Linked DNA regions of Homo sapiens: regions 2, 3, 4, 5, 6 and 7 are each linked to region 1. The links are chromatin loops, found by intact Hi-C in ENCODE. Cell type or tissue: mammary epithelial cell. All regions are shown on one strand. Region 1 holds the start of LOC105377918 (a long non-coding RNA gene). Region 2 has its middle 860 kb from the start of HACE1. Region 3 has its middle 180 kb from the start of HACE1. Region 4 has its middle 630 kb from the start of HACE1. Region 5 has its middle 1.1 Mb from the start of HACE1. Region 6 overlaps HACE1 (HECT domain and ankyrin repeat containing E3 ubiquitin protein ligase 1). Region 7 has its middle 1.5 Mb from the start of GRIK2.

Region 1 (4,000 bases):
CCGCTTAACAGTGTCAGAGCTGACACTGATGTGGCCCAACCTCGCCCCCTATCGGATGTGGAAATTGAATTTCCTCTGGAGTGTTCTTGCCCAAGGTTGTACCATCTCTCCTATAACACAGCCTCAGTTATTTGAGAACCACAATGAGGCTCAGAACTCCGACTTTTGTGTTCACTAAGTATCTTCTCTCTCTGCGACGTGCCAGAACTGATGAGTGAGGGTTGGAGCTATGCTCTTCCTGTAAACTCTCCAAACTTTATTTGCCTAACTTCTGATGAAATGTTTGTATTTGAACCCTGCTGTGAAGATAGATATATACTTTAAAAGCCTATTGAAAAACACTGTGGAAAATCAAAATGTCCTGTGGAGAGAAGACACTTCTACTTCCATGAGAAAAGGAGGAAGCGTTGTGCAGAGCGGGTAGTGAGGGGTCTGTGGTTTTATCGACATCCTGACACGGATTGAGGGAAGTGCCAACATAGCTCTCCTAACTTCCCCCGGGAGGGCCCATCAATCGAAATGAGCTCTTGTGCATGTGATTCAGATGTCACTGAGTTTTCTGGTCTCATTCTTTTCTTGGAAGGAAGGAGGGCTCCAAAACTGGGGATAGGTTATCCGTGCTCTGAGTCTGAGAAGGGGATTTGGGGGAGGCTTAAGGTAGAAACAAAAGATCTCAGTTTTGCCATCCAAATCAACCCATGGCCAGATCAGATTTAGGGTAAGAAATCTATTTTTGTGCTTTGGACATTTCCCTCATCTAATTGTGTGTGTGTGTGTGTGAGAGAGAGAGAGAGAAAGAAAGAAAGAGAGAGAGAAAGAGAGAGAGTGTGTAAGCAAGCGCACCTTGGAAAAATTTGAATATTGCCAAGTACAGGGGGAAAGATTTTTTTCTTTTTAAACTTAGGTCAGATAACTAGGACACCAGAGTGCCCTGAAGGGTGGGGCTGGGGGGAGTAGCAGGCCTTCCTTAGTATCCTTGCACGGGAAGGGGTCTTGGGCATGTCTGGCTCTTTGGATGGTGCATTTTCACATTGTATTCATTTCCACAGGTTTGAGCTGTGCCTTTTTCGGCTTCAATCAGCAGAAATAGATTTTTTTTTCTTTTTTCTGGTGAATAGTTGACAATGTAGGGGAAGTCAAGTTTTATAGGCTTTACTCTGTATCTCCACACGTGCCTGTTTTTCCCATACAGGATACTTCAACTTATGAATAGGCTATGTTCCAGAAGTTTATTTTGGATCAGGTTTCTGAACCTGAACAGCATGTTAATGGGCTTCCAGGGGCTACTGAAGTTCCCGAGAGTGCGAGCAAAATTTTGCATGTTGTGTGCACAGTGCGTATTTTCTGGTGAGGAAATCCACAGCTGGTATTGAGTTCTGAAAGGAGGCTTTGATTCCCTGGTGTTAGAAACACTGGTAATCAGCTGTTTGGAGCTTTTAATGCATGATTCAGAAATGGACTCTGCCCCAAGAAGCTGAAAGCCTAGCGAGGGAGATAAGACACAAACATAAATAGCTCTAAAGGTTTGACAAAGTGTTCTGGACGTTTTGAGACAAAGGGATGACTTTGGGCATCAGGCAGCAAAACGGCTGCTTTTTTCAGAGAGAATCAGGTGTATGCATAAGACCGTATGAAGGGCGTGACTTTAAAGAAAAGGGGCCCATTCATACGTGAGACATTTACAAATTCGTTATTTGTAAACCTTTGCCTTGATTTGAAGATAGCCAAATGGTGTCTATGGCCACAAACACATTCTTTGCCAAATATAAACAACTTCAAAATAAAAAGCGATGCTGATTTTACTGTTTTCTCCTTTAGACCACATCAGTCTCATTTAAGAATACGTTAAAAGCAGACGTTGGATTTCACTTTTTGGCACTGTAACTGGACGTGCTATCATAAAGTCATATCTAGGCAATGAATGGAATGTTTTTCCTTTTTTTCAGTCACAGCACGCCTGGAAATTGGAAACAAAAGCAGAATGTCCCTGAGGTCCCCTTCTATTTATTCCTCCTGAGGTCCCCTTCTGTTTATTCCTCCTGTAGTCTAGCTTGAAGTGACATTCTCTGACCACTAGATGGCACTCCTGCATAGGCGAGCCGAGCCCGGACTTACCCGGTTTACTAAGGGCGGGGCTGCAGTCCCCCATGACTCCTGAAAGTGATGGCTGAGCCTGATAAATGAACTCACGGAGGCAGAAACTCAAATAGAGTTGTGTAAAAGAGACTTTCATGAAATCAAATCGATGATATTTGCGATGACAAAATGCAGGAACTGCTTGTCTGCTTTTCACATTTACATTTTTAAAAATTTGAGATGCTTCCGGCATGACTGTCGCTGGGCCCTAGGTACGATAGATAAATTAATATACACAAAAATGAATTCTCGCCTTCCTTCAAAACTGGCTGTTCTTTTACATTTCCGTTTTTCTTAGCGGGACCGCCTGTTTTCCAGGTTCCAGAGCTGAGTGTTTTCTGTGCTACATCTTTGATTTTTCTCTCTTCCTCTCCCCTATTGTACCATCACGTCCTGTAGTTTGTTTCTTTAAGGTATCCTCTGGGTCCCCTGTTTCCTCTTCCATTCCAGTGTCATAAAACCTCTGCAGTATTTAAAAGTATATAATACAATTATTTAAACGATCATAAAACCTCTGTGGCATTTAAAAGTACATAATACAATTATTTAAATGGTAAATAAAATTATTTAATAAAATTACTTAAATAGTAATTACATCAAGGTTAATTCAGTAGCCTTTTAGATGAACTTTAAAAATCATTTTCAGTAAGGAAAACTGTCACAGCCTCTAAAATATAGTTTATTCAATCATTTACTCATTGATTAATTTCATCTACTCCTTTAACAAATTTCATGAGCTCCTCTTCAGATACTGTTTTAGAGGCTGTGTCAGACTAGGAAGGATTCCTTAAAGATAATGGAAGTGGGTTACTACCCTCAAGGAGTTCCTGTGCCACTTCTGTACTCAAGAATATATGAGTCTGTAGGACCTCTGGGGAAGGGAGGAGTGACTTGTCATGTCGTGAGCTGCCTTGAATGGAGTGAAATTTTCCATTGTTGATCTGTCTATACTTGCTGTTTTGTGGCTAGCAAACTGATTTGCTGTAACCTTGTCTGCTTCTCCAACATCATAGGTAAACAATAAATATATGTGGAATGAATAAGTAAATAAAAAGACATGACTGCAAATTATTCCGTAATTTTCATCACGATAATCCCAAATAGTTTAATAATATGGAAACCTTGCAAAACATTAGTCTTTAAATATTTGTCGAAATTTCCTTAGATAGCTCTGATTATTTCCAAGAAAAAAAATTGAGAATAAAACAATAAACATCTATGTATGCTGCTTTTTCAAATTATAACATTTTGTCATATTTGCTTCAGTTATTAAATAATTTAGTTTGTATTTTGATCGGATTCTATGTGCATGGAAAGAACAAAATTGTTAAAAACATATAATTGGTATAATAAACAATACCACCTGAATCCCCCTTGTCATAATTTCTTGCTCGTCAGAGGCAACCCATTTCAAATATGTTGCTATTTGCTTATTGGACTTATAATGCTATTTACTGATTTTTTTAGTTTTGATTCTCTACTATGGAATATGAGGATATAGGTGTTTTCATCCCTCTACTACTATCTATAAAATACTTGGAACCTCCCAAATTATTAACTATTTGAAATTCACATTTAAGTGGGTGCCCTGTATTTTTATTTGCTAAATCTTATAACCATAATCCCTAACCATACACATGAATACTTCCTGCTGAAACCTTTAAATTTAGTTACATTTCACTTTCAGCTTAATCACTCTTTGATCGTCTATGTTCTGAGGATCATGCAAATGCTAATCATTGTTGAGCCAGGTAACATATAAAATATCACTCATTTTGCTTCCTATTTTTTGTTTTTGTTTTCTTGGATTGAAAATTGCTTGGTTTTAGGTTTGCTCAATTTTCTTTGTATTTACCTAATTTAC
Region 2 (4,000 bases), 520 kb after region 1:
GTGGGTGGGTACATGGGTATTCACAAAGTTATTCCTATTATCTTTTGTATATTTTATAAGTTTTTAGTAGAGCAAGGAACAAGTTTCCATACTGAAAAAAGCTGAGAGATTACTCGTTTTTTAATGAGTTGAAAAAAGATTTGCATTTAAGGAGGAAAATGAATGATAGATGAAAAAACTAGGCAATGGGGAAACTGAAGTAATTAAGAACCCCAGGAAGAACAAAACATCAGACAAGACAGGAAATGTAATTCTAATACTTATCATGGCTCATCTCTGAGTTATGTTAAAATAGTAATAATAATTTAAACACTGAATGCTGGTTTAATCAAAATTATACTTTGAAAGATGGATGGAGGAGAAGTGAGTGAGAACAGAAACATAGGAGAAGTACATCTCCATCTTCCATAATAGAAAGTCAATAGAAAATATAGGAAATGGAAACAAATCTTGATGTAGCAGAATAAACATGTTGCTTTAGAATTATGGGGTAAATACTTGAATCCTGTACCTAGCTCACTAGCTAAGAGATGAAAACCTTTGCTGTTATGAAGTAGGGTGAGGAGCGAGGAAGAGGAGGCTGCTGTTTTTTATTAAAGCCTTATAGAATCATTAGATAGTTTAAATAACATACATATAGCTGAAAAAAGCCCTAAAATTTTAATAGAATTAACCTTGCATATTTTGCTTAAATGAAACAGAAAATATCTCATTTCTCAACTCTTTACTATTGTATAAATATTCTAGGGTGCATTTAAATAATACTTCAGATATGCTGTATATGCCTTCTGGATATCTACCTTGTGAATAATTTACAGTGCTGTTCCCTGGATCAAGAAACAGAATAATTTTATAGAATAAATGTAGGCTGAGAACCAGTGGAATGTTTGATTCTATCCTCTCTGATTCTGCATTATATCATGCTGCCTCAATTCAAGCAGAACACTAAAGCTACAGTGGCAATTTTCAGGAAAATGTATCCACTTAGTACATTTACTGCCAGCTTTGCCAAAGACTGATTAAAATGACTGTAGAGTCTTTCTGCTAGTGATGGCTTCTGATTACAGGAACTTGCCACCAGCTGTACCCAAGAGCATGAGACCCAGTGGCCATCTCAGCAGGAGCCCTGACCCCACTGATGAGTGTTCCACTACAATCTCAGCACCTCTTCTTTTCCTACCTCAGCATCTAGAAGTTGGCAGAATGGGATGCGATATCCAACTGTTAATATACACTACAGTGAAGCATTTACTGAAAATGATTTGGTATCCTAGGGTCTAGGACTCCACTTTCACATCATATTTGAAGAAAAGAAAGAAAATTATTTTGTATTTTAACAATTGTGTGCCACATTTTACAATATTTAATTTTAGTTGAGAAACACCAGATGCCTGAAAACTACAAAGGAAATGTGGGAAATTAAGCAAACAGGTCAACAAATCACTCACCTTTAAGAATTGACCAGTTTCTACAAGGTAAGCAGGTAGAGTCCCAATAGGCGGGTAACCATTCAGGGTTTCTGAGAGTAACATAGCACCCAACCTCAGAATCCTTCTCCCCTCTTCCCAAAGAAGAAAAGAAACATAGAAATATAGGCCACCTGGTGGTGGCGTGATAAAGAGAGAGAGAGAGAAAGACTCTAGAATAGTAGCTGCCAGAAGGAACCAGGTAATGGCTTAATTTCAGAAATCGAATGATGATTTTTCAAAAGAAGTAATGAATCATTACATTATTTATGTCAATATCATGTCTTTGTACCACATATGCATATTCATGAAGGGGACCATACCAACCTATAGTTTGTTAAAATATAAACTAAGCCATACAAATAGGCAGCAGACTACTTTCCCTCCACCTTTTTGAAGGAATAGTTATTAAAGGATTAATGCAATATAATTTAGCATATCTCAGCATTATTTTAAATACATAGAAGGTCTAAACTTCATGATATTCTCCTAGGGAACTGAATAGTTGAATATTGAAGTAAGATAAGACAAGACTATATTCAATCAAGTTTCTAAGAATGATCATCTGAACTCCACATGATTTTGTTTACTGTAATGTATATGCCCCTTTGGTAAGCAGTAGCCTAGAGGAACTATCACTTATTTGGTTAAGTACCAGAAGTACCTGTCAAAATTTCCATTACAATAAATTGTACTAAAAGCTAATATTTAACATATGATTTTCCAACTTAAGAACACTACTTTTGCTTAAAACAGTGTATATAAATTTAAACACACTGCTTAAAAATACAGCCATGCATCACATAACAATTTTTATATATATATATATATATATATATATTTATTATACTTTAAGTTCTAGGGTACATGTGCACAATGTGCAGGTTTGTTACATATGTATACATGTGCCATGTTGGTGTGCTGCACCCATTAACTCATCATTTACATTAGGTATATCTCCCAATGCTATCCCTCCCCCCTCCCCCCACCCCACAATAGGCCCAGGTGTGTGATGTTCCCCTTCCTGTGTCCAAGTGTTCTCATTGTTCAATTCCCACCTATGAGTGAGAACATGCGGTGTTTGGTTTTTTGTCCTTGTGATAGTTTGCTGAGAATGATGGTTTCCAGCTTCATCCATGTCCCTACAAAGGACATGAACTCATCCTTTTTTATGGCTGCATAGTATTCCATGGTGTATATGTGCCACATTTTCTTAAGCCAGTCTATCATTGTTGGACATTTGTATTGGTTCCAAGTCTTTGCTATTGTGAGTAGTGCTGCAATAGACATACGTGTGCATGTCTTTATAGCAGCATGATTTATAATCCTTTGGGTATATACCCAGTAATGGAATGGCTGGGTGAAATGGTATTGCTAGTTCTAGATCCCTGAGGAATCGCCACACTGTCTTCCACATGGTTGAACTAGTTTACGGTCCCACCAACAGTGTAAAAGTGTTCCTATTTCTCTACATCCTCTCCAGCACCTGTTGTTTCCTGACTTTTTAATGATCGCCATTCTAACTGGTGTGAGATGATATCTCATTGTGGTTTTGATTTGCATTTCTCTGATGGCCAGTGATGATGAGCATTTTTTCATGTGTCTTTTGGCTGCATAAATGTCTTCTTTTGAGAAGTGTCTGTTCATATCCTTCACCCACTTGTTGATGGGGTTGTTTGCTTTTTTCTTGTAAATTTGTTTGAGTTCTTTGTAGATTCTGGATGTACAGAATCTTTGTACATCCTCCCTTTGTCAGATGAGTAGATTGCAAAAATTTTCTCCCATTTCTGTAGGTTGCCTGTTCACTCTGATGGTAGTTTCTTTTGCTGTGCAGAAGCTCTTTAGTTTAATTAGATCCCATTTGTCAATTTTGGCTTTTGTTGCCATTCCTTTTGGTGTTTTAGACATGAAGTCCCTGCCCATGCCTATGTCCTGAATGGTATTGCCTAGGTTTTCTTCTAGGGTTTTTATGGTTTTAGGTCTAAAATTTAAGTCTTTAATCCATCTCGAATTAATTTTTGTATGAGGTGTCAGGAAGGGATCCAGTTTCAGCTTTTTACATATGGCTAGCCAGTTTTCCCAGCACCATTTGTTAAATAGGGAATCCTTTCCCCATTTCTTGTTTTTGTCAGGTTTGTCAAAGATCAGATGGTTGTAGATGTGTGGTATTATTTCTGAGGGCTCTGTTCTGTTCCATTTGTCTATATCTCTGTTTTGGTACCAGTACCATGCTGTTTTGGTTACTGTAGCCTTGTAGTATAGTTTGAAGTCAGGTAGCGTGATGCCTCCAGCTTTGTTCTTTTGGCTTAGGATTGACTTGGCAATGTGGGCTCTTTTTTGGTTCCATCTGAACTTTAAAGTAGTTTTTTCCAATTCTGTGAAGAAAGTCATTGGTAGCTTGATGGGGATGGCATTGAATCTATAAATTACCTTGGGCAGTATGGCCATTTTCATGATATTGATTCTTCCTATCCATGAGCTTGGAATGTTCTTCCACTAACAAGACTAATAAAGAAGAAAAGAGAGAAGAATCA
Region 3 (4,000 bases), 160 kb before region 1:
CTTCTGATGGGAAGTGACACATGGACTTCCTCTCTCATGTCCTTGTCTAAAGCATTTCACTTGGCCCTGCCCAACTTCACAGGAGCAGGCATGGTACTGCCATATCCCCAGAAGGGAGGGAACAAGCAATGTCACACTACTTGGCACACTACTATGTAGATCCAAAATAAAGCTATGTTGAGCTTAAAATAAATACATGTTAGCTTTAAAAAATTGCAATACATAATAGTTACAATTTAAAGAGTTCCCTAGACCCATTCCTAAGGACCAGAAAAGACATGACTACTCCAGAGATTGTTCTAATTCAGTAACCTACATTAACGACTTCCTTGTAGCAGAATTGAGAGGTGACATGTTTTCCTTCTCTAAAAAGGCACTATTTATAATGACTTGTTTGTTAGCTGGATTTTAAAGAAGAGATAGAGGTAGATTTAAAAGTAACCAGCACAGATGTGTTGAAAAAATAATTGAAAGGACAGTAAAATTTTCCTAGTTCATCTGGGCTTCTCCCCAAGGGTTCCCATTTATATAATCCATATAAGACTGAAAACTGAAATTTAGTGTTTTAATTCAAATGAGATAGATCGCTAGGTACCTTCTAGATTGTTTTTGTAAAACAGGAAGGTGTAAATTAACTCTCAGGTGTCAATTTGAACGAGCCCACGAGGCAAATGACAGGAAGATTGGTTAGAGAAATTTCTCCAGCAGAGAGGACTACGTTGGTTGGGGCTTGGAGGCAAGAGAAACCTTAGCTGTCCTAAATAAAAATTCTGTGCAGTGATTGCAATTAATAGCCCATCACATGAAAATAGAATGAAATCACCTGGAACTCTGTCCTGTAGTTGAGTTCAGAATTTGTGATTTTTAATTTTGGCATTTTAATTTTGTGCTGCTTTCAATATAAGCTAAGCATAGCAATCCCACAAAGGCATAATATAACTACTGGAGCTCTTAGCTTCTGCCTTGCAGTGCCCGGCAGTGCTCTTGCATGCTCTGTGAAAGATGCAATCACACAATCGAAGTAATATTTTTCCTGAGGTTCCCTGGGGCAGACTGGTTCTGCAATTTTCCAGTAATTGTTTTAGAAGGACAGCCCTGGATTTGGTTTTTCTATTAGATCTTTCCCCCTGGATTCTTCACACTGTGAAGAATCTTCTCTGTTGCCGGCCTCACTTAAGTACCCGAGATTGGGGTGGAATGGCGTGTACCATTAATTACCCAGTGGGATTTGGTGCCTCTCTGAATGGACTCCCTACTCCACAAATCCCTACTATCTGTGCAGGCTGGAACATAAGTATCTTTCCGAAGTACGTGATAAGGCATCCGGATTCTGTGGCATGAGGAGTGAGTTGCCCTTTAAGATTAATATACTTCTTTTGAGTTCACAACCCCAGAAATAACTAAGGTTTGTGCTTATAGATCTTTTTTTCCCTTTTATTTATCAGCCTTCATAGCAAACCTGTGAAGTTGATAAGCCACACACCATTGCTACGATTATTATTTTTTCCTTCTATTTCATAGGTAAGAAAATAAATGGAGGCTCTGGGTGTTTGGCCAAGCCAAAAAGCTACAAAATGCTAGAATCTGGCTTTTCAGACTCCAAGTCCTGTGCTCTTTTTTTATACAATGCTTGTTAGTGTTCTGGCCATGAGGTTTAATAAATAACATGGGAACAATAATAATAATCCAGTGTCCCCTCCCTTCATTGTCCCCAGAGTTACCAGTGGTTACAGACCCGGACTTCCTGTGAGGCGCCGCTGGTGGTCTGGCGCCCTCTGCTGGTGAAGTTGCCTGGCTTTCTCGTTGCTTGGTTTCCTCAGGATTTTATCTCCATCTTCCTGGCGCAACATCTTTCAGCAGAATGTGCCATTCTTATACGAAGGTAAGAAGCCATTCTGCTGGGCACCTTATTTGAAGAAACACTCAAAGAGAATCAAAGAAAGCAGGACTTGGCATTTCTTCAACAGTATACCCCTGTGTGTGAATGCTCCCCTTTTCCTGCCATCCGCCGAGGGGGCACTTTCAAGTACTCAGTTCCCAATGTGGCCCTGGCCCCCCTCAGCTCTGGCACTCTTTAAATTCCTTTGTCAAGAGAGTGAATATTCTTCTCCAGAACACACCAGGGGAGGCAGCCAAGAGGAAGAGAAGTCTGGGAGCCCTGGAAGAAGTTAGGCAGAAGCGCCTCATCCTCAGGGAGCCAAGATGGAGACGACCCATGACTCGACCCTAAAAAGGCGGGTCAGCTTCTGCAGAGTGGTAGGGAGCACGGGCTCCTGGTGGAAAGAGGCAGGTCTTCATGGACTGGGACCAAGTCCAACAGATCAGCTGAGACGACAAGGCAGGCAAGTAGAAATTGAGTGGAAGTGCTTAAGCTAGAGACAGATGAGTGACTCAACTGGTTAAGATTTGGTTAGTAAAAGGCTAGGGTTCTCAGGTGCTCACTTGAAATTTTTGTTTCATAGTCTTCTGTGGGAAAATAGAAAATAAATTGTGTGGCGGCCCTGCTGCTGTCAAAAGCAGTTGTCAATTTGCATCAGTTGTCAGTTTGCATAGTTTCTAATACACCGTCTAGAAGTTGTTATTAATAATTAGGATTTTCACTCTGATGAGTCACGGAGCAATTTATATAAATTAAAACACACAACATTATCTGGAAAAAGCATCAGAAGAAAGATGGCAAATTACCTATATCAGTGGTTCTTAAAGTGTGGTCCCTGGACCACCATCATAATCATCATCTGGGAACACATTAGAAATGCAAATTCTCAGGCCCCATCCCAGACCCATTGAATCAGAAACTCTGGAGGTGGGCCCGGCAATCTACAGTTTAACAAGCCCTCCAGGTGATTCTGATGCACACTCAAATGTGAGCAGCACTGCCTTAGATTATAGTATAAATGATGAATACTAGATCATTTTCACTAAGGAAGGCCTATAAATGTGATGGTTGGAGGGAAAGGAGGCAGGAATATGAGGCAACAATTTGAAAGACACATGTCTGCTATGTACTGAATAGTAAAGATTGCTTGAAGTTTGACTGTGAGATAAATTGAGCTAATAACAATACCATACAGCTTAAAGTTAAATTGCCATGATCACAAAAGGACAAGGTAGAGAGCCTGAAAGAAATGATGATAACTGGGATTGTTCAGGTCCATTCTGTGATTGTTCTAGGGCATTGCTGTGAGGCTGCCCTGTGTTCTGACACTGTGACCTTCTTTGATAGAAATGCAGGAAAATTATATCTTCTTGAAAAGGTCAAGACCAAAACGATTTCATAGAAAGTAATTTTCTTAGAGGGAAAAAGGAATTGACAATGTCATGTGAAAATTTTATTGAAAAATGTTTATTCAATTTAGGTAATAGTAAATGATAAAGCATCAGAAATGTCTTCTTTAATCTTTTATTAAAAGTGTGATTCATAAGACTTCAATGAAAAAAGATACAAAAGGGCCATAAGCATCATTCTCGTCTTCACCATCCAGTTATTTCTTTCTTGAAAAAACAGCATTTCTTTAACATAGTGTGAGATAATAAAGGGCTTCTGGAGAATTTAGTCCTTATGGCTGAGATTCCTGAAATTGCCAAATAAGTCACTGACTGTCATTTTGTGTGAAGGAGATGAAGAAAAACCTGTTCTCAATTACTGAGCAGCTGGTATGTTTTAATTGTTTGCTTTTTATAAGCAGTAAGATAAAAGGAGTATTCCTTAAGTATCCTTATATGTTATTAATGCAGTGCTTCTCACATGCATTGTGCATCATGATCCCCAGTGAACTTGTTAAAAATGCAGATTGGTTGCCTTTTGAGGTTTTGATTTAGTAGGGATATGATTTTTAACAAGCATCCAAATGATTTTGGTGTAGGTGGTTTGAGGACCACACTTTTAAAAACCCTGCCCAGAGCCTACCCGTAATTTATGTGGTCATTATTTGAGCGTATCTGAAAGTGACTGACAATTTATAAAAAGCCAGTTTAGTGTAGATAAAGACTTAACAGT
Region 4 (4,000 bases), 290 kb after region 1:
GGGACAGTTTCAAAAAACTTGGGGAAATTATTTTTGTATAACATCAAACTAAAAGCAAAGCAAAGCAAAAAAATGCAATAGAGCAAGACTGAAAGACACTACATTAAAATATTAGTAGAGGGATCAGAGGTGACTTTTTTCTGTGTCAAAATATTAGTGGTGAAATTAGAGTGATTTTTTTTCACCTTATGCCTTTTTGTATTGACATATTTTCTATAATAGTTAAGGAATTATTTTGAAAATATAAAAAATATAAAATATTTATTTGACGGAAGCCTGCATTCAACTTAGTGTTGTTATACAAATTGGATCTTAAAGTCTTTCAAACTTTAATTACTAAGGGCCTAAGGCTCTGATGAAAAGCAAGACATCACCTCTGGAGAGATGGATCACATGCTTTTCTGAGGCTCTACAAATATGATCTTTATTTATTGTTCTAAACCTGATAATACAAAGTAAAAGTTTCTTTAGTGCTGCACTATTGCTGTACATTTTGTTTCTAGCTAAAGTAGTTTATGTTAGAGTGAATGCAATTTTAAGATACATTCACTAAAATAATACTAAAAAAACTTTGTAGTCATGTTTCTGACAAAGAACTTAATTCACAAATTATTTAAGGATCATGGACACAATATTTAACCAACTATAATATGTTATATCCTTATATAAAATAAGAATAGAATAGTTCAGTATGTATAAAAAGAGATTTCACCAAGAAACACTGTAACTAGACAAAACTAGCATGAAATTATGGTTCATAACTTCATGTTTCTTTCTTTACTTCTCCTAGAGACAGTGAAGTATGAGCCCACTTTAACTAGAGTCAGAGGATTTATAATAAAAAGGCCTCTTTTGGGGAGACACCCTGGGGTACCTAAGGCCACCAGATAACTTTTTGAGCAAATGTATCCATAGATGTCTCTTTGTGTTGTCCTCTTTTTCTTTTGCAAATTTTCCTGAGGTGAGCAGAGTCATTCAACATAAAATTCTTCCAACCTTCAAGAAGAAAGTCTTTCTTGAGCTGTGTCTCCTCAGCTCCAGTGCCTTCCCCTTGCGTACTGATGCTGTGCAGGGCAATCCTGCCTTTAAAATGCAGGAAACTTGTTTGTGCTATATTTTTTATCCTTTGATCCTTACCAGACAGTTGTTTCACAGTTTGAGTCTCAAAGCTGTGGCTTAAATGATGGCCAAATTCAAGAGTACACAATCTATAGCTTGATACTGAGTATATAATATCTGGTCTTTCCAACTCAGGCACAAGTCTTACCCTTTGCCTTAAAATCATGGCTAGCAGTTTGAAATTTAGTGTTCTTTTTTTTTCCCATTTTGTTAGTCATTTTTAAGGAATGAACATCTAGTGAGACTGAGTTTTCAGCAATATATCAGAACTTTTGTATCCTAGCAAGTATTAATTCCTTCAACAGTTCCCTTGGGAAAATATATTGTTTTGCCAACAAAGATGCTGTTGCTTAGTGCTCTTCAGAGGCAATTTTCTAGTTACACATGAAAAAATTTATTATTACTTTGATAGAAAATGTCCTCTTTTCTCCCCACTATTCTGTCTTATCTACCTCTTTCTTTTTCTGAATTTTCCCCTTCACTCCTTTTCATTTAGTTAATTAATTGGCTGGTGCATTAATTCATTCAATCATTCATTCAACAAATAGTTATTAAGTGCCGTTCCTGCTGAGCCCAACTTAATTTTGGGCTTTCTTTTGCCTTTCTGTTTTTTTCTTTCTTTATTATTATTTTTTTTTTTTGGAGGCAACATAATTGTGCAGCCAGACATATACTAGAAGCTGGAAGTAGCCTTTCCTAGGGTACACTTGGAAATTGATTAAAATCCGATATGCTTGATGTTAGACTTCTTGAAATGTCCTTATTAGGAGGGAGTTTATTTGAAGAAACATTGCAAATTAATATGAATAAAAATCTAGGACTACTTGTAAAATATCCCAAATAATTCAGTATAACTTTAGCATGTATATATGGTCCTTCACAGTCTAGCTTCAATCTCCCCCTCACTCGGTGTCAGCTAGTCCCTGCCCATATTGGATACTTTAATTAGCATCATATAGAACAGTTGTTCTCAATCCTGAACAAGGGGCCATTTTGCCTTCTACCCCATGAGATACTTAGTAAACATGTGGAGACATTTTTGATAGTCATAACTCTGTGTGTGTGTGTGTGTGTGTGTGTGTGTGTGTGTGTGTGTCTGTGTCTGTGTATGTATATGTATTACTGGCACCTAGTGGGCAGTGGCCAGAGGTGCTGCTAAACATCCTACAATGCACGAGACAGCCCACAAAACAGTGTTATCCAGCCCCAGGTGCCAATAGTGATGAGATGGAGAAAGACTGCTGTGAGCCTGTCACAGGTCATGCCTAGGCACCAGCTCTTTCTTTGGTTCATAAACCTCTAATCTTAAAAGTCATCTCAGAGGACACTTTCTCTTTAAAATGTTTTCTCAACTTGATTTGCCCTCCTAATATGCTTAAAGAGTGTTTTCTTATTGCTTCAGTTTTTTCTTATGCATTAAGTTATGTAACTGAATTCTCTACATTTCTGTCCCTTGCACTAGGCTGTAAATTGCTCAAGGACATGGAAAGTATGTCTTGTTAACCTTTGTTACTCAAATGCTTACTGCATGGCAGGTGCTTAATATATGTTTATACAAAGAATGAAAAGAAATAGGTGACTAATATCCAAAATGCCAGCCATGAGTTGCTGTCAAAGGTCAATCGTCTTTCCTTCAGTAAACAATAGCTCCTGATACTCCTCTGCTAACATCTGAAGCATCAATAGATTTTTGAAAAGAGAAAAATTGAAAGCAGAGTTCCAAGAGAACCTGCATATCTGTTAGTTCTAACTTGTAGCACCTTGCTACTTTGGCATTTTAGAAATTCTAACAGGTCAAACATGTGCTGATGTTGAGGAGAAAACAAATATTTTGTCGTATTATGCTCAGATGTTTTCTAGCAAAACAGCACTTAACCACAACAAGCCAGAGTGCCAAGCTGTGAGACTGTGACACCATTAGAGATGCTAAAGGGGTAGGCCTCCTGCACCTTGTCAGAGCCAAAGGCAGAAGGCCTACCTCTTGCAAGAGCTAAGGGACACGTGTTAACTGCAGTGATTCCCATCACAGGCAGCACTTCCAGATGGGGACTTTCTAATCTGGCTACCGAGGCTACGCTAAAAATTTACCTGGGTATTAGTCAGGGTTCTGCAGAGAAACAGAATGAATAAGAGATACGTAGGAAGACAGGTAGGTAGGTAGATAGATTTATTATGAGGAATGGCTCATATGATTATGGGGGCTGAGGAGTTCTACAATCTGTCATCTGTAAGCTGGAGATCTAGGACAGTTAGTGGTGAAATTCCAGTCTAAGTCCAAAGGCCTGAGAATTAGGGGAGTCTATGGTATAAGCCCCAGTCTAAGGGCAGGAGAAGACTAACTTCCCATCTCAAGAAGGCAGGCAAGAAGGAAAAAAAAGACCAAAATCCTCCACCTTTTGTTCTCTTCTCACTGAATTGGACAATGCACTACCACACTGGAAAGGACAGTCTACTTCACTGAGTCCACTGACTCAAATGCTGATTTCATCCAGAAACACCCTCACAGACACACTCAGAAATAATGTTTAACCAGACATCTGGTCATACCCTGGTCCAGTCAAGTTGACACATAAAATTAACCTAAATGACATGCGTTTCAGAAATAAGTTGGTATGGGGTTAGTAGGGTAAGAGAGATTCTGAGAGAGTTTATATAGAGTTCGTGCTTCAGAGGAGGGTCACGTATCTGCCTGGCTCCTTATGGAATAAGACACCAGCAGGTATTCTTTTCTTGACACATGAAAGCTGCTTGAAATACAGCATTACTCTTCATTTTGTATCTTTTGGGTATGTTTTGAAAGTTCTGTGTGAGAATTTTTTTTAATATTTACTTTTGGAAGGAAACCTGAAGAAGCCTTATGGGACCAGGAAGCAGTAATTAC
Region 5 (4,000 bases), 730 kb after region 1:
AACAAGTAGAAAATTAAGCCATTTTAACGACATTTTAAAGGACTTTTTATTGCACGAAAAATAGCTACTTTGAAAAACTATGGATAAAATATTAGAGATTTATTTTCCTTCTGTCTCTGCTACTGACTTGCTGTGTGATTTTAAACACATTTGATTTCACCTCTATGTGCCTTAGTTTCCTTACTTGTTAAGTAATGGGAGTCTGGGAGTGGGGTGACTACATGGTCTCTGATGTTTTCTTCTACCATAAACATTCTGAGTCTAATGCACCTATTTTTACATCAGATTTCACTCTGCAGAAAAATAAAATGAAGAGTTAGGTTGAGGAGAGATTATAATAAAGTGCATATCTAGAAAAGATAATTCAGTTTTTTAAACCACAAATAGTTACTCTTTTGAACAAAGGTTGCTGTATACTATGGCATGTGGTACATCACCCCTTTACTTCAACATTTCTCCTTGAGAACTATACTAAAAGCCTTCACATCCCATGTCAGCATTCCCTCTCTATCCAAATGTCTTTATTTTCTCATTTTATATTGCCTAAATTATTTGCATTGCATAGCCATTGTTCTTTAGGGACCTACATTCAAAAGGCTGCTCTGTGCTGAATCACATTGAATTTCACCCTAGACATTTATTAATGCCTAAAAATATCAGTTTTCACATAGAAAAATTCTTTATTTAAGGACTCTTTGTGCTGACAGGCTAAGTCCCATTAAGCAATATTGTATTTTTGCTGTGAAAGATGCATAGAAATATGAGAATAATTTTCATTATTCACATATGCTGTGGCTGAATTTATAAATACTTGAAGTAAAATATACTTTTTATATTCTAATTTATTGACATCTTGTGAATTTTCAATAGATAGATAGTTCATGCTCTGGCTATTTTATTCTCCTCTAGAAATCCATAAGCAAACATGTTATTCATGAGCCTACATCTGACTATAGACTATAGATGAAAGGTTTTACCTTGTCCCCCAGTGCTGTGTACAGAGACTGAATGATATCCCTAAACTTAGTTTCTTTAAAATGCTACAAGCTAAACTAGAACTGGTAACAAGAGTATTGTAGCAGAATTATCTGTTCATTTTTTAAAATAAAGGTGGGTGTGTGAGGCTTCTGTCACATCTCTATATTTACAGTGAAAAGTCAGTTGTAGGCAGTTTGTGTTGAAAATGACAGCATTTCTATCAAGCTCTACATCAGCTGCTGCTAGCCGTAGTCAGAATTATCATCCTTCACTGGGCTGTCTTGCTTTATGATATCAATTAGCAAACAATCTGTTTTGTTGGCACATGGTACAATTAGGATGCAAAACAGAGTTACTGGGAAGCAAAACATTTTTCAGGGAAAAGGCTGTTTTGCCTATCCATGAGGAGGGGGAAATGGTATCATTTTTCTGTCTTTCAGTCTTTCTTTAATTTGACAATGATGTTAGTTTATTGACGCAAATACACGTAATAATATTATTAGTTTGGCTGTTTTTATCTTTTCCAATAATGTTAATATTTAATTTTTAAGTAATTTACAGCTTTTTTTTTTAGTTTTCACTTGTTCTAAAACTTATTTATGTTAGAACCCCTGCTTACACTCTAGAAAACATTACAAAAAAAACCAAAAACCAAAAAACAAAAAACACACACACATTCCACAAAAAGCAGAAGAGAAGGTACACTAGAGGGCACTAGTAAGCTATACTTTTTACTATTATTTTTTTTCACTTACCAATGTAATTTGCATATCTTTAGGGATGCTTTTACCACTTAATCTGATCTACTTGAGACTACTCATTTTTCTTTGTTTCTCCTTGTTTTTTTTTTTTTTTAGAAAAAAAATAAAAAAATAAAAAAGCCGAGGAAGCTCCTTTGCTATTTTTCATTGACTAGGAAAGTTCCAGACGTTTAGGTTCATTATTTTGATAAGCTTTATCCCACATGGATTGTCTGAGTGGCCTTTATACCTTTATTGAAATCCCCTGATTTGGTCCTATGACATTTCTGATGCTTTTTTGAACGAGCATCTCTACAGCTGCAAGTGATTGCTGCTTAAGCCCAGTTGTAAGGGTTTTGAGATGTACACAAATCACTTCTGGGTGTTTTCTTAAGCCACATTTAAACCCTAGTCTCCAGAGGTGAAAGGCAAGATATTAAATAATCTGCCACCTGGCTCATTCTAACATGATTGGTAGAGAAGACTAATTCATTTTCTGAAAAATAAACAAGAATAATTTTTTCTTAAAAGGTCAAATGAAATTAATGCTTCATGCTCAAATCTTTGGCATTTCAATTAGCTTTTAAAAGTCAGAAACAATATAGGGATCTCTAAAATGTGCCTAAAGAGAACATACATTGTATTTGTTAAACAAAATAAACCAAACTTAATGACTTTCTCAAAATACGTTGCTCTTGTCTTCTTATTTAACAAGTTTTTTTTTTAATTCTAAGTTCTAAGATAGTAGGAATAAGTTTCAGTCCCCAAATCTCTGTTGTTACTGGGTACTAACTTTCATTCTTTCAATTGCACATTCTTTTGAAATATTATTTATTAAAATCACGAGTAAAAAGGTGAAAGAGTTAATTCACAAATACACCTAATATAAAGAATGTAGAAAATTCATAGTAATTGCAATTATAATATTAATTAAAATGCTTACAGTAATATTTAGTAAAATACAATTAAACCTTGATAATAGTCCAAGTCCAATCTATTGAAAGCTAATGTTTTACAGTAAAATATCTTCTGGGATTCCTGCTCTCAAAGACTCAGCTACAAAAATACAAATATTTCTAGCATATATCTTATGTAACATGTGTTTTTTTTTCTAATACCCATATGTTATTTCTGTCAGCATGTAACGTATAGGAGCCACCTTAAAATAGGACTAAAGAAATCCATTCTCATATCATCATCCTAAAATGCTATATTCTGAAATATTGATCACCTAAATTCTACCTTAACCTCCTCCCCGCTACACACAACACCAACAATTACCATTGCCATCTTGTCTGTTGTTGAAGTTATTTTTAAGATTTGATTGGGAGAATTTTCCCAGGTTGTGGATAGGATGGGGGAAAACCTGCAGAAGACAGGGCTCAGGTCAGTGGGATGGCATTATTTTTCTCCTTTGCTATGCCAGTAGTCATCTGCCAGTCTGTTAGTCTGTTGTCTTTATGGACACCAGGTTAAAAAAGCATTAAAAACATGGCACCTCATATATTAGATCAGATAAGATCAAAATGAATTTGGTCAAGTTCATGCTGGCAGGCAAGTGGTGGAGTCAGACCAGGACTGAAAACCAAATTTGTTGTGGCTTCAAGTCCACGGCTCTTTCTGCTTCACAAACCTGTTACGAAGGGGAAGTCAAAATCTCCACCCAGATGTATACTCATGATATGGTTAGTCTTTGCGTCCCCACCCAAATCTCATCTTGAATTGTAATCTCCAAAATCCCTATAATCCCCACATATCAAGGGAGAGACTAGGTGGGGGTAATTGATTCACAGGGGCTGTTTCACCCATGCTGTTCTCTTGATAGTAAGTGAGTTCTCACGAGATCTGATGGTTGTATAAGGAGCTCTTCCCCCTTCACTCTCTCCCACCTTGCTTCCCCTTTGCCTTCTGCCATGATTCTAAGTTTCCTGTGGCCTCCCCAGCCATGGTGAGTTATGAGTCAATTAAACCTCTTTCCTTTATAAATTACCCAGTCTTGGGCAGTTCTTTATAGCAGTGTGAAAATGGACTAATACAACCTACAAGTGTTTATTAATTTTCTCTATGTAAGTTTTGAATAATTATTGTAATGATTTAAGATTATTAAAGAAAGTCAATTTTCAGTGACTGAGATGACTAAAATTATTCTTTTTCCAGCTTTATTGAGGCATAATTGAAACATAAAATTGTATATATTCAAAGTGTACAACATGATTTCAAATATGTATACCTTGTAAAATTACGATGATCAAGCTAATTAACATTACCCATTACCTCCCATA
Region 6 (4,000 bases), 250 kb before region 1:
AGTATATAGCATGAGCTCATTATGTGTTTGTTGAATGGATGAGTAAATTTGTAATATGAATTAGTGACCATCACAGAAAAATAGGAAAAATAGGAAAAGAAAGTTATTTAAAGTTGAGGTTTTGGCATTAGGTTTTAACTTTTAACTAGTAGTATTTTTTTTTTGAGACTTTTTTTTTACGGTGGTGAAATACACATATAAATTTACCATTTATATTATTGAAAGTGTACAATTCAGTGGCATTTAAGTACATTCACAGTGTTGTGCAACCATCGGCCACTATCTATTTTCAGAGCTTTTTCATCACCCCAAGCAGAAATTCTGTACCCGTTAAGCAATATCTCCCATATCCCCTTTCCTCAGCCTTAGGTAACTACTAATCTACTTTACCTATCTATAAATTTGCCTATTCTAGATATTTTATAAAAGTGGATTCATATTCCATTGCACTGGATTTTCATAGTAATTGGTAACTTATTGCCCTTGCCATTTTTACTTTCACCTCAGAGGTAATTGTTTAAACTTAATTGTTTGCCATTAGAAAGACTTGGTTACCTTGTGGACTGAGGTGATTTTCTAATCATTGTTAACAGGCATCAAGTTCATTGACTAGGCCTGTCACTTAAGAGCAGTTGTACATTTACAGTTTTTAGTTATTCTCATAGTGTTCTACTCCTGAAGCAGCAAAAACTAGCAAATACTTACTGCACTGGCACATACAGATGAATGGGATAATGTCTGTCCTAGCGAACAGCCTATTGCCATACTGCCTAGGAAACTGTGTATATGTGCGTGTGTGTGTGTGTATGTGTATGTGTATATGATCCTCTGCTGTATTATTTCCAGAGTGTCTCTGATGATCTTCCAACTAATTTCAGTCAAAAGTACTCTAAAATTTTCTCTCTGCCATAGATTACTGTGACAAATATGTATGAATAAATGATTATCATCTATACTTCCAATTCTACTTACCACTTGTTATATTTTCCACAAAGAACATTTCTCTGGAAGTTTATACATAATGTAACCTTAGCTTTGCTGAAGTTGTATGTGAATTAGTTTATCTGCATCGAAGTAATCTTTCTTCTGCATATAGATTCTTAATAATATATTATTTTGTATTTATTTCAATAGGAACAACTTTTCAGCCTAATAGCAACTCTTATGTAAATCCTGATCACTTGAACTATTTTCGGTTTGCTGGGCAGATCTTGGGATTAGCGTTGAACCACAGGCAGCTGGTCAATATTTACTTCACACGATCCTTCTACAAGCACATTCTTGGTATGGCTCTATTATTATTTCTGCAGACATTTATTTATATTGTTTTTTTTTCAGTTTGAGGAAAACTAGATAAGCAGTAGTATTTTGGATGAGATAATTTTTATTTTGATTGGAGCCCATCTGTATATGTAAGCCATTCGGGGTTTGAAGGAGAAAAAAATGACCTACCTTTTTTTTTTCCAAACACCTCTAGTTAAGTTAGCCTTTTTTTTTTTTTTTCAATTTTTGTGTGTGTATTTTTATGCTAAGAATACATTTCAGTGTGAGTATACTTAAGATAATTGGCATTTTTGAAGTTTATAATAACTTCCTGAATAGTTATTTCAAAGAAAGATTACATTGTAACAATGTGAAAGAAACACAGAATTAATTTAACAGACTTTCAAATTCAGGAATCCATTTAAAATATGCTGTGTGTAGGATTGTATTATATTTTGCAGTTTTTCAGAATATCTGTAGAGGGCAGTATTTTACCATTAAATAGATAAGGGAAGGCAAAACCAGACTATAACTGCTGTATGTTTGCATTTTTTAGGTATTCCTGTAAATTACCAAGATGTGGCATCCATTGATCCAGAATATGCGAAAAATTTGCAATGGATTTTAGATAATGATATAAGTGATCTGGGTCTAGAACTAACTTTTTCTGTTGAGACTGATGTGTTTGGAGCAATGGAAGAGGTGCCTTTGAAACCTGGGGGTGGGAGTATTCTTGTGACACAAAATAATAAAGTGAGTATTTCAGTTTTTACCTTAACCATTGTTTGTAACTTGGCCCTGATAGTTTGCTAGTTACTCTAAATTCTTCTGGCACTTGTAGAAAAACTTTTACTATTACAGTATCATAGCAGATAAAACGTTTAAGTTAATAAAACAATCAAATGTTAAATTTTGAATTAGAAAGGATTATTTTGATAATTGTGCTAGCTGTGCTGAGTTGGTTCCTAAAAAATCGAGAGCACTTCAGCTGATAGTATAAATTGGGCATATGCATTTTGAGAAATTTGATTAGAAATATAAGCTTAAATGAAGATATTTGCAAAAATTGCTCTTTCATGTTTTTAAAGTGTAATATTAAAGAATTCTAATAGAGAAAAGAAATGCCAGTGTTTAAGCTTTCCACATACTTTTGGGATCCAGTAAGTTTGTTCGACCTTTTGATATTTTTTTGACTGTATAACTTGATTATTTATTTATTTATTTATTGAGACGAAGTCTCACTCTGTCACCCAGGCTGGAGCGCAGTGGTATGATCTCGGCTCACTGCAACCTCTGCCTCCTGGGTTCGAGCAATTCTCCTGCCTTGGCCTCCTCAGTAGCTGGGATTACAGGGGTGCGCCACCATGCCCAGATAATTTTTGTATTTTTAGTAGAGACGGGGTTTCACCATGTTGGCCAGGATGGTCTCAAACTCCTGACCTCAGGTGATCTGTCTGCCTCGGCCTCCCAAAGTGCTGGGATTACAGGTATGAGCCACCACTCTCGGCCTTATTTTTATTTATTATTACCTCTCCTCTATATGTATTATTTAAAAATCTTTGCATATGTTTTAAATTTCACTGTTCAAAGTCATAATATGACTTTAAGATTTAATATGGCTTGGTGTTTTAATATGTTATATGAGGTATTTGGAGTTAGAAAATATCATATGAATTCTAGTTCTGTTGCTTACAAGTAGCAGCTTCTGGTTGAACAATACTAAACTGCCCCCCTCCCTTTTTGTTTAGCTGAATTATAATTCCAAGACATCTTCAGAATCAATTTAACTATAAGAAACAATGTTCACTGAGCCATTTTTTAAACTATAGATTTAGTAAAATGTGGATTATTTTAAAAAGGGTTATGTTTAACAATTCTTCGAACTCAGTTTTCTGTAGAATTGGAATAATAATACCTCCCATACAGAATTGTTATTAGCATTTTGTAAAATGAAAAGCACAGCACAAAAGTTAGTTGTATTGGGTAGTTTTCTATAAAAATAGGTTCTTAGTTTCAGATATATAAAGGGAATTGGAAACTTATTAGCAAGCGACATAATTTTACCTTTTGAAACTTAAGATACTATAGTGTACAAAAAAAAGAGATTGAATTCTTGGAAATAAAGTCAGGAGTTGAGTTCTTACATATTCATACTTAGAAATTTTAAATTCTACCCTCTCATTTTACATGAAATGACACTAATCCTAAAGAGTTAATGGCAAAACTGGGGCCAAAACCCAAGCCTCCTAATTTCAAGTCTAATGTTCTTCATACTATATGCAAAATTAATTGTGTCGAGGAAGAACTTACTTGATTTTTAATGTAAGTCATGTTAAGCTCTAGAAGATTATAATAGTTAAACACTTAATTTTTAAACCTATATGATTTGCCAGTGAGTGAAAATATTTTTAGAATCTTTTTTTAGATTGTTCACCTTGTAGCATGTTTATTATTTTATTTTACACTGGAGGCCTACCCTCAATTAAGGGTAATGAAGTCATAGAATCTTTATTAAGCAATGATTGCCTTTGATAAGAGAACCATAAACATGATTCTTATCTGTGAATACTATATCTGGTGAGGTTTGTCACTCCTTTCAGATATATATGACAAAGTGGAAAGATCTAGTAACAATTGTATTCCAGTGCTTTGGGAGACTAAGGCAGGGGGATTGCTTGAGGCCAGGAGTTCGAGACAAGCCTGGGCAACATAGTGAGACCTCATCTCTATAAAAAAT
Region 7 (4,000 bases), 1.7 Mb after region 1:
TATATATATATATATTTTATAAAGAAGTTGGCACACCATAGAAAATTTCCAAATGCATTCAATGTGGATATAATTTTCAAAACATTCTATTTATTTATCTGTGTTCTGCTTAAACTGTTTCCTATCTATTTTTTTGCTGGTCTCCTGATTGTTATTGCCAACACACAAATATAAACAGGAGTTTTAATTCTTGCTGGTTCTTCTGTGTGTTTCTTTTTCTCAGCCTATTATCCTAATCCTTTCTTTGTAACTTTATTATTATTATTTTCAAAAGCCAGTTGTGATGGGAGACGTAGCATTTTCGATTCAGGTGGGGAAAAGATTAACTGGAATACAAAGAAAGCTTTCATGTGGATAATCTGAGAGAGAGGGAGTACGGGAAGAGAAAACAAAGATAGGTCATCTAAATGTGATTGTGACAGTCATGTTTAACGTTATCCTGATTACCACAGTGCATTTCAACCAGAGCAAAGATTTTTATTTGTTCAACACATTTATGATAAATAGCTTTGAGAAAGTTTGTTTATTTAAGCTAGTCCCTAAAAGTTTTGTTTCATTTAAATATACTAGAGAAATGAAGGAGAATTAAATTTGGGAAAAATTACATAGGTCTATTATTAAAGCATATTTGAGCATAAACTGAGTTTGAATTAAATAAATAAGAGCTTTATATTCAATATGGAAAGAAACTCCAGAGAATTTCCTTAGGTTTTAGGATGTCAAGCAACAGTGAACTCTGATTGAAGAAAACTGACTAGATAAAAATATTTTTAAATGAGCATCTTTATAACTTTATGAGTAAATAGGTATTATTCTCATTGTATCAGTGTGCTCTGCATTAATAGCAGGTGACTTGAAGTGATGAGATAAAATTGCAAAAAGTATTATAGTAAGTTATAAATATAATAGAAGAGGTGTACAAAGAGGTTTAAATGAATGTGGATCACTAATACAGAGAAGGGACATTGTTGCCCTCTTCCTTAGAATGAGGTTATGACAACAGCAGCAGCAACAATGATAATCAAAATAAAAATACTAATTAATATTTATGAATCACATTCTATGTATCAGAAATATTCCTGTTTTATTTGTGTTGATTCTGTTTTGAAACCTCACAATAATCTATGAAGTATTATTATCTTTAACCCATTTTAAAGATGAAAAAACACAGGCTAGTGATGTTACCTAACTTACTTAAGATCTTGACAGCTGGGATATATTGGAGCTGACTTTGAGCCTAGGAAGTTTGGGGCAAAGTCTCACTCTAACAAAATACATAAGTTTTTATACCTTAGTTTCACAAGTCCTTTATGAGGTCTCTTTGCCTTTGTATTGGACAGAATTTACTTCCTTAATGTTTTCACATGAGTAAATCCTCCTTTCTCTTCCTCATATTCATAATATTTGCATAATTCGACATACATCTCTAGTGGCTTTTTTTTTTTTTTTAGACGGAGTCTCGCTCTGTCATCCAGGCTGGAGTGCAGTGGAGCGATTTCGCTCACTGCAAGCTCCGCCTCCCGGGTTCACGCCATTCTCCTGCCTCAGCCTCCCGAGTAGCTGGGACTACAGACGCCCGCCACCACGCCCGGCTAATTTTTTGTATTTTTAGTAGAGACGGGGTTTCACCGTGTTAGCCAGGATGGTCTGGAGCTCTTGACCTCGTTATCCGCCCGCCTAGGCCTCCCTCTAGTGGCTTTAATGTATTGTGTCTTAGTGCCTTTCAATGCAAGCTCGTGTATAGTCTACTAAGTCCATTCTGCTACTTCAGACTCCTATCTCAATACTTTCCTCTAAACTCATGACCCTCTAATTATTCTGGATGACTCCATGTTCCAAAAAATAGACACATATGACGATCCATCACTCAAAACATTGATTTACAATATTCTTTCAATCTGTCATGTTTATTTCACTTTTCTGTTTATCAAATAAAACCCACTATTTAACTTAGCACAATTGTCTATCTCCTGTATTATTTTTTAATTACATTTGCTCGATTTAGTAGTTCCATTTCCTGTTCTAACTTACCGCCTTACCTTTATCCTTATTATAGTACTTTTTTCTGTTTTGTTAATCATAATTTCATGTTTGTTTAAGTTCAAAAGGAATAAAATATTTTTGGAGTCTTTAACTTTAAAGCCATGGAACAAAGATTAAAAAAAAACAACTATCAGACCCTAAATTGTACCCTAAGTTGGGGTCTCTTCAGAAACCCTCACTCACTGCCTAGGAATGTGGGAAATGGACGACAAGAATATATTGTCCTCCCGTTCCACCCAACTCACAGTATTTTCTCAGAAATGTGCTAGAATGGCCTAGTTCTACCTATTACGGTGACAAAAGATAAATGAAAATTTTCCAAAGCCAGATGGAATTGTGCTCTGATAGGGTAACTCTAGAGCTGACACTGGTATCTCAGGGTTACTAGTCTGAATTAAGTCAGAAATGCCACGAAATTTAGGGGCTGGGGAAGCTGCATCATGATGTTGCAAAAATATATCCTCTCACTTTATATATTTAGTGCTTTTTTAATGAGAGTGCACCAGGACTTTGTAGAACTTAAATAAAAATTGCAAAATGTATGTTAACAATAAAATATATGAAAAGGTCAAAATATACTTAAAAAGAAAATAGAAAATTGATACCATTGAATATAAAAACTGGACATATAACTTTGTTCAGGAAACAAATAGATCAGAGGAAGTAAATAGAAAATACAGAAAATGACTCATGGATACATAAAGGCATAAACAATGATTCAGGTCACATTTCTAGTTATAGTCAGTGCTTACACAACACGTGCTTTTACAAAAAGGCCTTCATTCCTATGCAATTGACATATTACAGAACAATTTGAGTATAATGCAAATTTCCTGATTGCTTATGTGCTATTTCTTTCCAGAGAAGCATTAAATGAATGCAGCAAACTGCACCACACAGAACAGTCTCATAGAAATACAGAAAACATATTCACGCATTTCAATTTTTAGATACCTTAGTTCATGTGTGCTATGAGCCACACCCATCCACATTAAATATTAGAACTTTCCATATGATTCCAGAGACACCCCTCCCATCACTTCACAATAACACATAAGCTGCAATCATTCCTACACTCACCTCCAGAAAATTCAACTCTTTTCTAAGTAATGTATCGTATCAATTGTAGAATTCATGTTTGTGAACCATTTAACATGGATAAAACTATGCCACTGTGTTTCATTGTGTTCCTACATTTTTGTTTTCTCTGTGTCGCTAATTAGGTTTTTTAGTATATTTCTTTCAACCCCATTTTTCTAATAAGACCCATGACTTTTATTGGGCCATTTTTGCATAGCATAATGATTTTTAGAAATGCATACGTTGCATTATAGCAGAACTGACTGACATGGTTCAGGAAATTGGTCATTGTTTCCAAAAAGTTAGATGTCTAAATAATGCTGTAGGTACGGCTATTTGAGGGGAATAAGCATAATTAAAGTATTAAATAAAAAAAAAACATGAAAAGTAAAAAAAATAGACAAAATAAAACAAAAACAATCAGATGATATGACAATACTTGTTAACTCTGAGGTAGGAAAACAAAACTAACAAAAAGCAGACACACATGTGAATACACGTATACACACACACACAAACACAAATTACTTCCTAAGAACGACACAAAACTCAGAAAGTGTAAAAGTAAAGACTGACAAAATTAACAACCTAAAAATTAAATTCTTACATATGGCACACTGCTCCATAACTTAAATTATAATACAAGAGATAAGCTGAAATGAATTAATTATAATAAATGATTAATGTGATGTAAAATCATTCAATTTTAAGTCGAGCAAAGGTTGAAATGGTTATATCCCCAAAATGAATATAAATAGTTAATAAACACATGATAAAGTGTTTATATTAATAGAAGACAGAAATGGAAATCTCTGTACATTAGTAATCAGGCCCAAAACAAATTAAGCAATACAATGTTTTTTTAAACCATCAAATG

What was found. Hi-C counts contacts between places; a loop is a spot of excess contacts. Peaks named below come from ENCODE experiments on the same cell type or tissue, not always from the same donor. Only the 100,000 strongest peaks of a DNase experiment are listed, where the experiment ranks them.
Region 2: a loop joins it to region 1, with 19 times the contacts of the local background. A loop is called at or near these places in 7 of 110 quality-filtered maps.
Region 3: a loop joins it to region 1, with 1.8 times the contacts of the local background. A loop is called at or near these places in 6 of 110 quality-filtered maps.
Region 4: a loop joins it to region 1, with 4 times the contacts of the local background. A loop is called at or near these places in 4 of 110 quality-filtered maps.
Region 5: it touches region 1 in a loop (18-fold over the local background); 3 of 110 quality-filtered maps call a loop at or near these places.
Region 6: it touches region 1 in a loop (12-fold over the local background); 37 of 110 quality-filtered maps call a loop at or near these places.
Region 7: a loop joins it to region 1, with 32 times the contacts of the local background. A loop is called at or near these places in 4 of 110 quality-filtered maps.

Annotation. Positions count from the first base shown.
Region 1 is chr6:104,523,992-104,527,991 of GRCh38, reverse strand. LOC105377918 (a long non-coding RNA gene) reads left to right here and starts at 520. Exons shown (of 5, transcript XR_001744272.2): 1 at 520-718. In mammary epithelial cell, CTCF peaks have their summits at 50 and 2,088 (motif pointing right); a DNase peak (open chromatin) is centred at 2,111; H3K4me3 peaks cover 240 bases.
Region 2 is chr6:104,001,904-104,005,903 of GRCh38, reverse strand. No RefSeq gene overlaps it. Among named protein-coding and RNA genes, the nearest start is that of HACE1, 860 kb to the left of the region's middle. In mammary epithelial cell, a CTCF peak has its summit at 1,605 (motif pointing right); no DNase peak of the experiment used is centred here.
Region 3 is chr6:104,681,010-104,685,009 of GRCh38, reverse strand. No RefSeq gene overlaps it. Among named protein-coding and RNA genes, the nearest start is that of HACE1, 180 kb to the left of the region's middle. RefSeq lists an enhancer at 1,642-1,936. In mammary epithelial cell, a CTCF peak has its summit at 1,775 (motif pointing left); no DNase peak of the experiment used is centred here.
Region 4 is chr6:104,230,466-104,234,465 of GRCh38, reverse strand. No RefSeq gene overlaps it. Among named protein-coding and RNA genes, the nearest start is that of HACE1, 630 kb to the left of the region's middle. In mammary epithelial cell, a CTCF peak has its summit at 2,260 (motif pointing left); no DNase peak of the experiment used is centred here.
Region 5 is chr6:103,795,626-103,799,625 of GRCh38, reverse strand. No RefSeq gene overlaps it. Among named protein-coding and RNA genes, the nearest start is that of HACE1, 1.1 Mb to the left of the region's middle. RefSeq lists an enhancer at 1,541-2,042. In mammary epithelial cell, a CTCF peak has its summit at 1,656 (motif pointing right); no DNase peak of the experiment used is centred here.
Region 6 is chr6:104,769,209-104,773,208 of GRCh38, reverse strand. HACE1 (HECT domain and ankyrin repeat containing E3 ubiquitin protein ligase 1) reads left to right here. Exons shown (of 24, transcript NM_020771.4): 18 at 1,135-1,284; 19 at 1,820-2,016. Among named protein-coding and RNA genes, the nearest start is that of HACE1, 89 kb to the left of the region's middle. In mammary epithelial cell, a CTCF peak has its summit at 1,760 (motif pointing right); no DNase peak of the experiment used is centred here.
Region 7 is chr6:102,847,772-102,851,771 of GRCh38, reverse strand. No RefSeq gene overlaps it. Among named protein-coding and RNA genes, the nearest start is that of GRIK2, 1.5 Mb to the right of the region's middle. In mammary epithelial cell, a CTCF peak has its summit at 1,702 (motif pointing left); no DNase peak of the experiment used is centred here; H3K4me3 peaks cover 196 bases.